Linked DNA regions of Homo sapiens: regions 1 and 2 are each linked to region 3. Evidence: chromatin contacts called from ENCODE Hi-C or POLR2A ChIA-PET data. All regions are on one chromosome and are shown on one strand. The core of a region is the stretch at or near the end of the contact, and the rest is flanking DNA. Distances in the headings are between cores, read along the strand shown. Region 1 holds the start of FOXN3-AS2 (FOXN3 antisense RNA 2). Region 2 has its middle 36 kb from the start of FOXN3-AS2. Region 3 has its middle 190 kb from the start of EFCAB11.

Region 1 (2,849 bases), core at 28-2,527, 190 kb before region 3:
TGTACTGGAACTCTAAAACACTCTACTGCTACCCCACCAGCTGATCGGTATGCAAACAAGGCCAGCGGGAAGCTGAAGCAGATGAGATCAGGTAAGAAAATCACGAAGTGCTCTAAGCCAAAGTGAGGTGTTGAGAGCAAGGTTGTCTATACTGACTCTGATGAAAGCTAACTCAGACTCAAAGTTTCTCCTTCATAAACTGCAATCATCCTTCCTCCTCTATTTTCCCTGACAAAATCCTCACCTTTCTGCCAACCCACGAAGGGGACCCCCAAGCGACACTGACTCTAGAAGATCATAGTTAAGATCACTCTAAGATGACCTTGAAGGACCTTGCTATCTGGGTAGGCTCACAGGTCAGCTGGTGACCAAGCACTTGACCCTTGAGATTCATGATAGAGATGGCAGAAAGGAAATTGGGAGGTCGTTTTGGGTCAGTAAACCCTGGCTGGGGTGGGGATGATAGGGAGAAGGGATAAACACTATAATAAACTCAAGCGACGGGGGCTGGACAAACTGCCCACTCCCTGCTTTTACCAAAGGCAGGTCCTCTCCAATGCTGGTGAATTCTCTGCAAAGCAAAAACCCAGTCTGCAACTCATTGTTATAGCCAAACACAAAGCACAGCTCCAGAGCACAAAAACCACCAAGTATGTACAAGTCAGCATTTTGGAAGCAGAAGGAGCTGCCACGCTCGGGCCCTTGGAGGCTGCTTAGGGGAAGCTCTTTCCCTCTCTCGTGGCATCTCTTGAATCAAAATTCAACTTAGCTCCCAAATCAGAGGATACCGATGGTCTCTAACAACTGTTTCTTATTTAGGTTTGATAACCCCAGTTCACGCTTTTGTCTACTTTGGGAAGCACTAGGCAAAGTCGTGGCCATGTGATTGGCTCCCAATGCTGGGCTGGGGCTGGCAACCGCCCTCCGGCCTCCACGCAGCGCCTGTGAAACTCTTCATTCAGCAGAACTGGGGACCAGATGCCTCTATGCCCCACCGATAAACTCCTCGCTCTGAAGTTAGGCTAAGCAGAAGAATCAGGTCTTTGATTTTTGCACAAGGTCTCACGGAAGCAAATTCCATCGCTGACATCGTAAGTGACTTGTTTTCAGCTGTTCCTGACACCTCTGATGGCTCCCAAGTTTATTTTCCAGAGACACCCATCTTAGGCAATTCTGGGAGCCCCAGGGGGAAAATGTTAGAAATATCAAAACAGCCACGTGCTCTAGCATTTAGCACATTGTAGAACAATATAAATTTAGTGCATTTAGACCACTTTATATTAACTAATTTAGAAAACGTTGCTTTCGCAGACTTCGCCGGGTGCCTTTCACTGCCAAACTAAATACTCCACTTTAAAATACGCCCCTGCGTACTCATGTGATTTCTCCTTTTAGGCTAGGAATGTAATGTTGACATAAATGTCAAATAAAATTAATGAGAGAATGGGCCCTCAAATGGTGCTCCTGTGAAGGGAATTTGTTAGACTGGGACCTTTGAGCCCAAATGTATATATAATTATATAACACTCAGACAAGGAAGGAATCTGAATGTTAAGCTTTAGCAAATGTATCACCTTTGTCAGAAATGCTGTTACCTACAAAAAAAAAAAAACCCAAAACAAAACAAAACAGGTTGCAAGTAAATTAAGATGAAAATACCATCAGATTAGAAGTCTGTCACGGCAAGCTACTGCAGAATTAGAAGGGTGGCCCATCTGCTGGGTATCCAATCCTTCCCTTATCTGTATAGAATTCGGATCAGATGTCTTCTGTTCCCCGAACACTTCCGCTGTTGACTTTGCAAATGGACCTCCTCCCGCCCAACCCAGCTCCTTCCCTCCCTCCTCCGTCTCTCCCAACTGGCCACTTAGGAAGAGTAAAAATGGCAATTAGAACAGGAGCAGCTATTTTCACTCAGTAGTCAAAGAATTGGATACTAGCACAGTGGCTGCCTCCATCCGTATGCTGATACATAACTACTTTGTCTTGTATTTGTAGTCTCAAAAATCTTCCCTAAGTATAGTAGAATCAGAGAAAATCGCTCTAATCATTGAAAAGCGCCCTGTGCTGAGTAAAGCAGCCAGTCTTCTCTTGTCACCGTAAAAGGCTGGGAGTAAAATTTCCCATAAACACAGGGGAAACCTACATTTACTCACATGCCAAGGAAAATGGCACGGAAGACCCACGTGTAGCCACAGCAGAGTCTATGCAGAGGGCCTGCAAATGCCTGGGGTGCGAGTGAATGCCTGGAGGGGCGGAGTTTCCAAGATAACAGCTATTGTGTTTTCTTTTTCACACTTCAGAAGAGAATCCTAAGGACTAGACTCCGCTCAGTGCATTCCTTTTTCATACACTGATCTCAAGTACAATCACATAATTTTGAAAATCCATGTAGTCCTCCATAAATAAAATTATAAGGATAGGTTTCTATTTCCTTCCGATTACCTAGATACCTCCGTCTTCTGGAAAACCCCAAAAAGACCAGTAGACGAATCAGGAAGGTCCTAGGAGTGATTCCTCCAATGGCAGGAATCATAAAGGAATAAAAAACCTGCAAATTCATGGCAAATGATGTCAGGATGAAATGATGCCACACATCTTTACAAAGTTCACAAAATCCATATATTCCCGGGGCAATCACGGGGAATTTCTAATTAAATTTCAGGGAGGGAAAGAGAAAACGGTTAACCACCAGCTTCAAACACCTCACACTCCTTCTGTTCTCTAGGAAGTCATTCTTACCCTGGATAATGTGGAGTGCCTGCTTCGGACCCGGGGAAAATTCTCCATTTTCTCCTTTTTCTTCAGGCTATCAGTTCATCATGAACAAATATGGAAATTTTCCTGAG
Region 2 (2,928 bases), core at 103-2,602, 230 kb before region 3:
GAGCCACGTGCCTGGCCACTTTTCTTTTTTTTATTTTTAAAAATTTAGTTGTATAATACCAAATTCTTCACTTGTCTTTTAACTGAAACCTTTCCCAATTTGTGCTTTTAAAGGCATTTGAAGATAAAAAGGTTATGTAGTCAAATGGAAATTTGAGAAAAGGAAATAAAATAAAACAGTATCTCCTAGAAAAGGATATAATGTGCAGTTTTGACCAAATTAATTTAATGTTTGTTTTTTAGGAGCTTGCTGGCTAGTGTTCTGAAAAACACAGAAAATACCGGTCCAGTGAAAATGATACATAAAACACTCCCCTGTTTTTATTTTGCCATTGTCTCAGTTTAAAAGAAAAACAAAATGGGATGTCTATAATGGAGAAATAAAGCAGGGCTCATAAGTAGGGTCGATAACAAAATTTCAAAATCATATAAACACAACCTTGGGTCCTGCTCACCACTTACATTGTGTGACTTGACTTAAAAATTGCTTCCACTTTCTCAGCCTCAGTTTCCATATCAGTCAAATGGGAATAATATTAACTGCCTCTTAGGGTAAGTAGGTGTATTTATTGAGAAATTCAAGCCAAATCATCCAGCAGAGTACTTAGCACAGAGCACACTTTGATGGTCAGGAACTGCTGCGTGAGACACTGATGGGTGACAGAGGGAGGCTCGTTAGGGTTAGTCCACGGCAGCTGTGCCTTCTGATACTAAAACAAAAATATATTCAACTTCAATGTGCTTGAAAAACTAGACATAGGCTGCATGAGAAAAGAAAAAGGAAACATACCAAAATGGAAGAGAAGTCTGAAGAACACTCATCTCAAGCCAGATTTTCAAGGAAATGAGTTTAATATGAAATTACAAAAACAGTGCCCTCGGCTGTTTCTACTTTTCTATGAAATCCGATAGCCAGATATCACGATGCAACAGAACAAAGAAAATGCAAAGAACAGCAGGATAAATACTTTTAGTTGTTTTCTCACGCCACTCCTTCAAATTGGTGTTTGCAGCATGGTAGTAGAAGGTAATGCAATAACCATGTGAAATTTACAGCAGACTTTAGGATTGTGGACATTTCTGAGCAAATAGAGATAACAACAAAGGCCAGGAACAAGTGACTGTGGGGTATGTGGTTAGATCAAGACCTTGAAAACAGATGCTTTACCTAGCCAAGTAAACCAATGTTTACCACTGTCCTCTAAAAGGCATGCTTAACATAGACCTAAAACTGAAGCAAATCCTTACACTAGAGTTTGATAGCATTTTTTTAAAATCTCGCATATAAAGTTGGCTGGAGACCTAAAGCAACCAGTTACAAAGAAAATGAGGCTGGGCACGGTGACTCACGCCTGTAATCCCAGCACTCTGGGAAGCCAAGGCGGGCGGATCGCGAGGTCAGGAGTTCAAGACCACCCTGGCCAACATAGTGAAACGTCGTCTCTACTAAAAATACAAAAAAAAAATTTAGCCGAGCGTGGTCGCACGCACCTGTGGTCCCAGCTACTTGGGAGGCTGAGGCAGGAGACTCGCTTGAACTGGGAGGCGGAGGCTGTAGTGAGCCGAGATTGCAACACTGCACTCCAGCCTGGGTAACACAGTGAGACTATGTCTCAAAAAAAAAAAAAAAAAGGAAAATGAACGAGTTATATGCCTTTAAAAATCAAATTTTGTTAGGATAAAACATCCAAAGACTGCTGCTGCTAAGAAAAATCTATATGGAATGTTCCTTGATATAAGTGACTCAGATCGGGTCTTAAAAATACTTTTGTTGTGCAGAGATTTGCAGTAGTAAGTAGGAAATGTCTAATAAGTGTTTGCAACATGAAGGAACTGAATGAATGAATGAATGAATAAACTAAGTGGCTGAGTCAGAGTATCTCTGGCTGAGTCACAGTATGTTAGAATTGGAAGAATTCTAAGATTCTTACCGATTTTGATTTCAATTTGTACATTGTGTCATTGGAAGCTCAGGACCTCACCAGACAGATCTCTCGCAAATATTTGTTGGATATATGAATGGAACCAGAGCTACAGAAACAAGCACTTTTCCTTCCTGGTTCAATTCAAACACATCATGTGGGTGGTGCTGTAAGAGGTGTTTGAACCACATCAACTCCATCTTGAATAGGAGCTGAGTAAAATAAGGCTGAGATCTACTCGGGCTGCATTCCCAGACGGTGAAGGCATTCTAAGTCACAGGATGAGACAGGAGGTCAGCACAAGATACAGGTCACAAAGACCTTGCTGATAAAACACTTTGTGGTAAAGAAGCTGGCCAAAACCCACCAAAACCAAGATGGCCACCACAGGGACCTCTGGTCCTCCTCACTGCTACACTCCCACCAGCACCACAACAGTTTATAAATGCCACAGCAATGTCAGGAAGTTACCCTATATGGTCTAAAAAGGGGAGGCATGAATAATCCCCCCCTTGTTTAGCATATCATCAAGAAATAACTATAAAAATGGGCAGCCAGCAGCCCTCGCAGCTGCTCTGTCTATGGAATAGCCATTCTTTTATTCCTTTACTTTCTTTATAAACTTGCTTTTGCTTTACTCTATGGACTTGCTCTGAATTCTTTCTTGCATGAGATTCAAGAACCCTCTTGGCCTCTGGATCAGGACCCCTTTCCCGTAACAGTGCTATGGCTGGGATTTTGCTCCCTGCTCTGCCACTCTGGACATAGCTGTACATCCTTGAGCAAACTTTTTCACTTCTCTGGTTTCCTTACTTGTAAAACTGGGCACATGGAACTACAAAAGGTCCCTTGCATCAGCAATATTCTAAGATTACTCAGGAAAATATAAGCCCAAAGACCCAAGTTGTTAAAGGAAAGGGGTCCCGATCCAGACCCCAAGAGAGGGTTCTTGGATCTCGCGTAAGAAAGAATTCAGGGCGAGTCCGAAGTGCAAAGTAAAAGCAAGT
Region 3 (2,927 bases), core at 79-2,578:
ACTACACCTGAACTTGACATGCTTATTAGCTTCTCACCAATGATGACAGTGAGCAAAGTCTTTTTTTTCCTGGAAAGGACTAATTCCAAAAAACCATAATTCTTAGGAGCTATGTATTTTTCTTTCAAAATAAGAACTTGAATCCCAAGAGAAAATGTACACCCTTGTAGTTTAGATCACAAGGGCATGACTTGTCAACTCAGAGAGTGGCCTACAGCCTTGGTTCCATCTCTTGCTAGCTGTGGGACTTAGGCATATAACTTACCATCTCCGAGCTCTGGGTTCCACAACTGGAAAACTATCCTAAGCACAGCACCTACCTTTCAGCACTATAAGGAAGATTATGGAAGATTAAATGAGGTACACTGCCCGGTGCATGGCAAGCACAAAGTAAAGTTACTTATAATAATAATTGATTTATAATAACATGAATTTTAAATATCAGTAAATTGGCACTGATTTTTTAGTTGCTAAAATGTTACTGCCTGGGCTTTTGTGAGAAGTAGTTCAGTGCAGTCAGCGTTTCAATTTTTCATTCTGAAATCTTGTCTAACTCCTTACTTCCTCCTTTCCCTGGTGGACTCAAGCAGTGGAGGTCCCAGTGTGCCTTACACCTGAGGAGGTGTGGTGTGTACATCAAAATCAAGCCTGCTTCCTTTTGGTAAATAGTTACACCACACCAGGCGAGGGCCTGCCTACTCCAGTGTGGCCGATGTATTTTTCCAAACCCATAATCAACCCAGAGATCATTGGCCCAACCACATCTGCTGCCCTTGATATTACATCTTGGAGTGGCAGTTGAGGGCCTGGCCAAGTAGAGAACTTGTCTTTTGGGGATGAAGTAGCATTCTCCCCCAACTCTCACTTTCTTTTCTACACGTGGATTTCTTTCTGAGTCTCATTTTATCTTTGTCTTTTTGGCTTTCTTTGTCTACACAATTGTTTTATTTATTTATTTGCCCCATCCCCCTACTTTTTTTGCAATGGGGTCTCTATGTTGCCCAGAAGCATCTGGAACACCTGGGCTCAAGCGATCCTCCCATCTCAGCCTCCCAAGTAGCTGGGACTACAGGCCCGAGTTACCACATGCAGCCCCACGATTGTTCCTTTTTACATATTAAATAACCTATGCTTAATTTAGAAAATGCAAAAAATGAAAAGATGGGGAAAAAAACCAAACACGTAACTCCTGCACCTTGGTGTGTACCCATCCAGAACACTACACATGCACACAATTTTTGTTTTCTCGGAAATAAAATCATATGAGCTAGACCAGTGGTTCTCAATCAGGGTGATTTTTCCCCCACAGAAGACATTCAGCAATGTCTGCAGACATTTTAGGTTGTCAAAACTGGGGCAGGTGGTGATACTGGCATCTAGTGGTTGAGGCCAGAGATACTGCTAAACATCCTAAAACGCACAGGCCAGCCCTCAACAACAACAAATTACCTAGCCCCAAATGTCAAAAGGCCCAAGGTTAGGAAACTCTGGTCTAGACCACGGTTAAGCAAACTACTGCCCTCCTGGTTGGCTACCTGTTTTTATAAATAAAGTTTTATTAGAACACGGAGATGTCCATTCATTTCTATGTCATCTATGGCTGCTTTGACTTACAACGCAAGTGAGCAGTTGTAACAGAAACTGTGTGGTCACAAGTCCTAAAATAAATATGAGCCACATATGAAATTTCAAGTTTTTCTAGTAGCCACATTTTTTTAAAGTACAAAAAAAGCAGGGGAAATTAATGTTAGTAATATGCCCCAAATATTATCATTTCAACCTTGAATCAACATAAAAATTAATGAAATATTGTTATATTCTTTTATTTCCATATTAAGTCTTCACTTACAGCACTTCTCAATTCAGACTAGTCACATTTTTTTTTTTTTTTTTGAGACGGAGTTTTGCTCTCATTGCCCAGGCTAGAGTGCAGTGGCACAATCTCAGCTTACCACAACCTCCTCCTCTCAGGTTCAAGCGATTCTCCTGCCTCAGCCTCCCGAGTAGCTGGGATTACAGGCACGTGCCACCACGCCCGGCTAATTTTGTATTTTTAGTAGAGACTGGGTTTCTCCATGTTGGTCAGGCTGGTCTCGAATTCCGACCTTAGGTGGTCCACCCACCTCAGCCTCCCAAAGTGCTGGGATTATAGGCATGAGCCACTGTGCCTGGCCCAGACTAGTCACATTTTAAGTGCTCACGTTGCTGGTGGCTATTGTATTACACAATGCAGGTCTACACTGCATTTTTCACTAAACTGCTTTTTTAAATTATTTTACTTTTAATTTTATTTTATATATATTTTTGAGACGAAGTTTCACTCTTGTCACCCAGGCTGGAGGGCAGTGGCGCGATCTCGGCTCACCACAATCTCTGCCTCCTGGGTTCAAATGATTCTCCTGCCTCAGCCGCCCTAGCAGCTGGAACTACAGGTGCATACCACCACACCCGGCTAATTTTTTTTTTATTTTTAGTAAAGACAGGGTTTCACTACGTTGGCCAGGCTGGTCTCGAACTCCTGACCTCAAGTGGTCCCCCTGCCTCGGCTTCCCAAAGTGCTGGGATTATAGGTGTGAGCCACTGTGCCCTGCCACTAAAAAAAAAAAGTGCTGCTTTTTTTACTTAATGGAAATAAAAGTCTTCTCATGTCCACCATATATTTTTATATCTCTTTTAAAGCGTTCAACTTTTTTAAAAGATTCCAATTTTCTGGATGTTTATATTGCTTCTGAGTTTCACAATTATGAACGATTCTGCCACGAACATTCTTAGATAAAGCTTTTTCACCTCATCTGTAATTATTTCCTTAGGATAAACTCCCAGATGTGCGTCAAAGAGCAAAGAAACATTTTTAAGGGTTTTGAAATATATATATTTTTAAGAATAATACCTTCCCTACAAGATGATTACAAGAATTACGTTAGTAC

The links. Hi-C counts contacts between places; a loop is a spot of excess contacts on that map. ChIA-PET counts read pairs that join two places held with the same protein, here RNA polymerase II (POLR2A). Pooled maps may share reads with other maps.
Region 1: a map of naive thymus-derived CD4-positive, alpha-beta T cell shows a loop between it and region 3 (2.6-fold over the local background). The contact joins the promoter of FOXN3-AS2 here to the enhancer-like site in region 3. A Hi-C loop is called at or near these places in 1 of 168 maps with a recorded cell type or tissue (naive thymus-derived CD4-positive, alpha-beta T cell) and 6 of 50 pooled maps. POLR2A ChIA-PET finds 5 or more read pairs at or near these places in 1 of 52 experiments (WTC11).
Region 2: a pooled map shows a loop between it and region 3 (2.3-fold over the local background). The contact joins two enhancer-like sites. A Hi-C loop is called at or near these places in 1 of 37 single-sample maps with no recorded cell type and 5 of 50 pooled maps. POLR2A ChIA-PET finds 5 or more read pairs at or near these places in 6 of 52 experiments (BJ, WTC11, activated CD4-positive, alpha-beta T cell and 3 more).

What each region holds. Positions count from the first base shown.
Region 1 is chr14:89,574,939-89,577,787 of GRCh38, forward strand. It overlaps FOXN3-AS2 (FOXN3 antisense RNA 2), which reads left to right and starts at 1,278. Exons shown (of 1, transcript NR_024620.1): 1 at 1,278-2,539. It also overlaps a transcript of FOXN3 not described here.
Region 2 is chr14:89,539,124-89,542,051 of GRCh38, forward strand. It overlaps a transcript of FOXN3 not described here. Among named protein-coding and RNA genes, the nearest start is that of FOXN3-AS2, 36 kb to the right of the region's middle. Within about 2 kb of position 1,353, at least 2 of the 41 ENCODE cell types and tissues checked have a DNase peak (open chromatin) inside an H3K27ac peak, as active enhancers do.
Region 3 is chr14:89,766,588-89,769,514 of GRCh38, forward strand. No RefSeq gene overlaps it. Among named protein-coding and RNA genes, the nearest start is that of EFCAB11, 190 kb to the right of the region's middle. RefSeq lists enhancers at 596-865, 1,655-1,704. Within about 2 kb of position 1,329, at least 3 of the 41 ENCODE cell types and tissues checked have a DNase peak (open chromatin) inside an H3K27ac peak, as active enhancers do.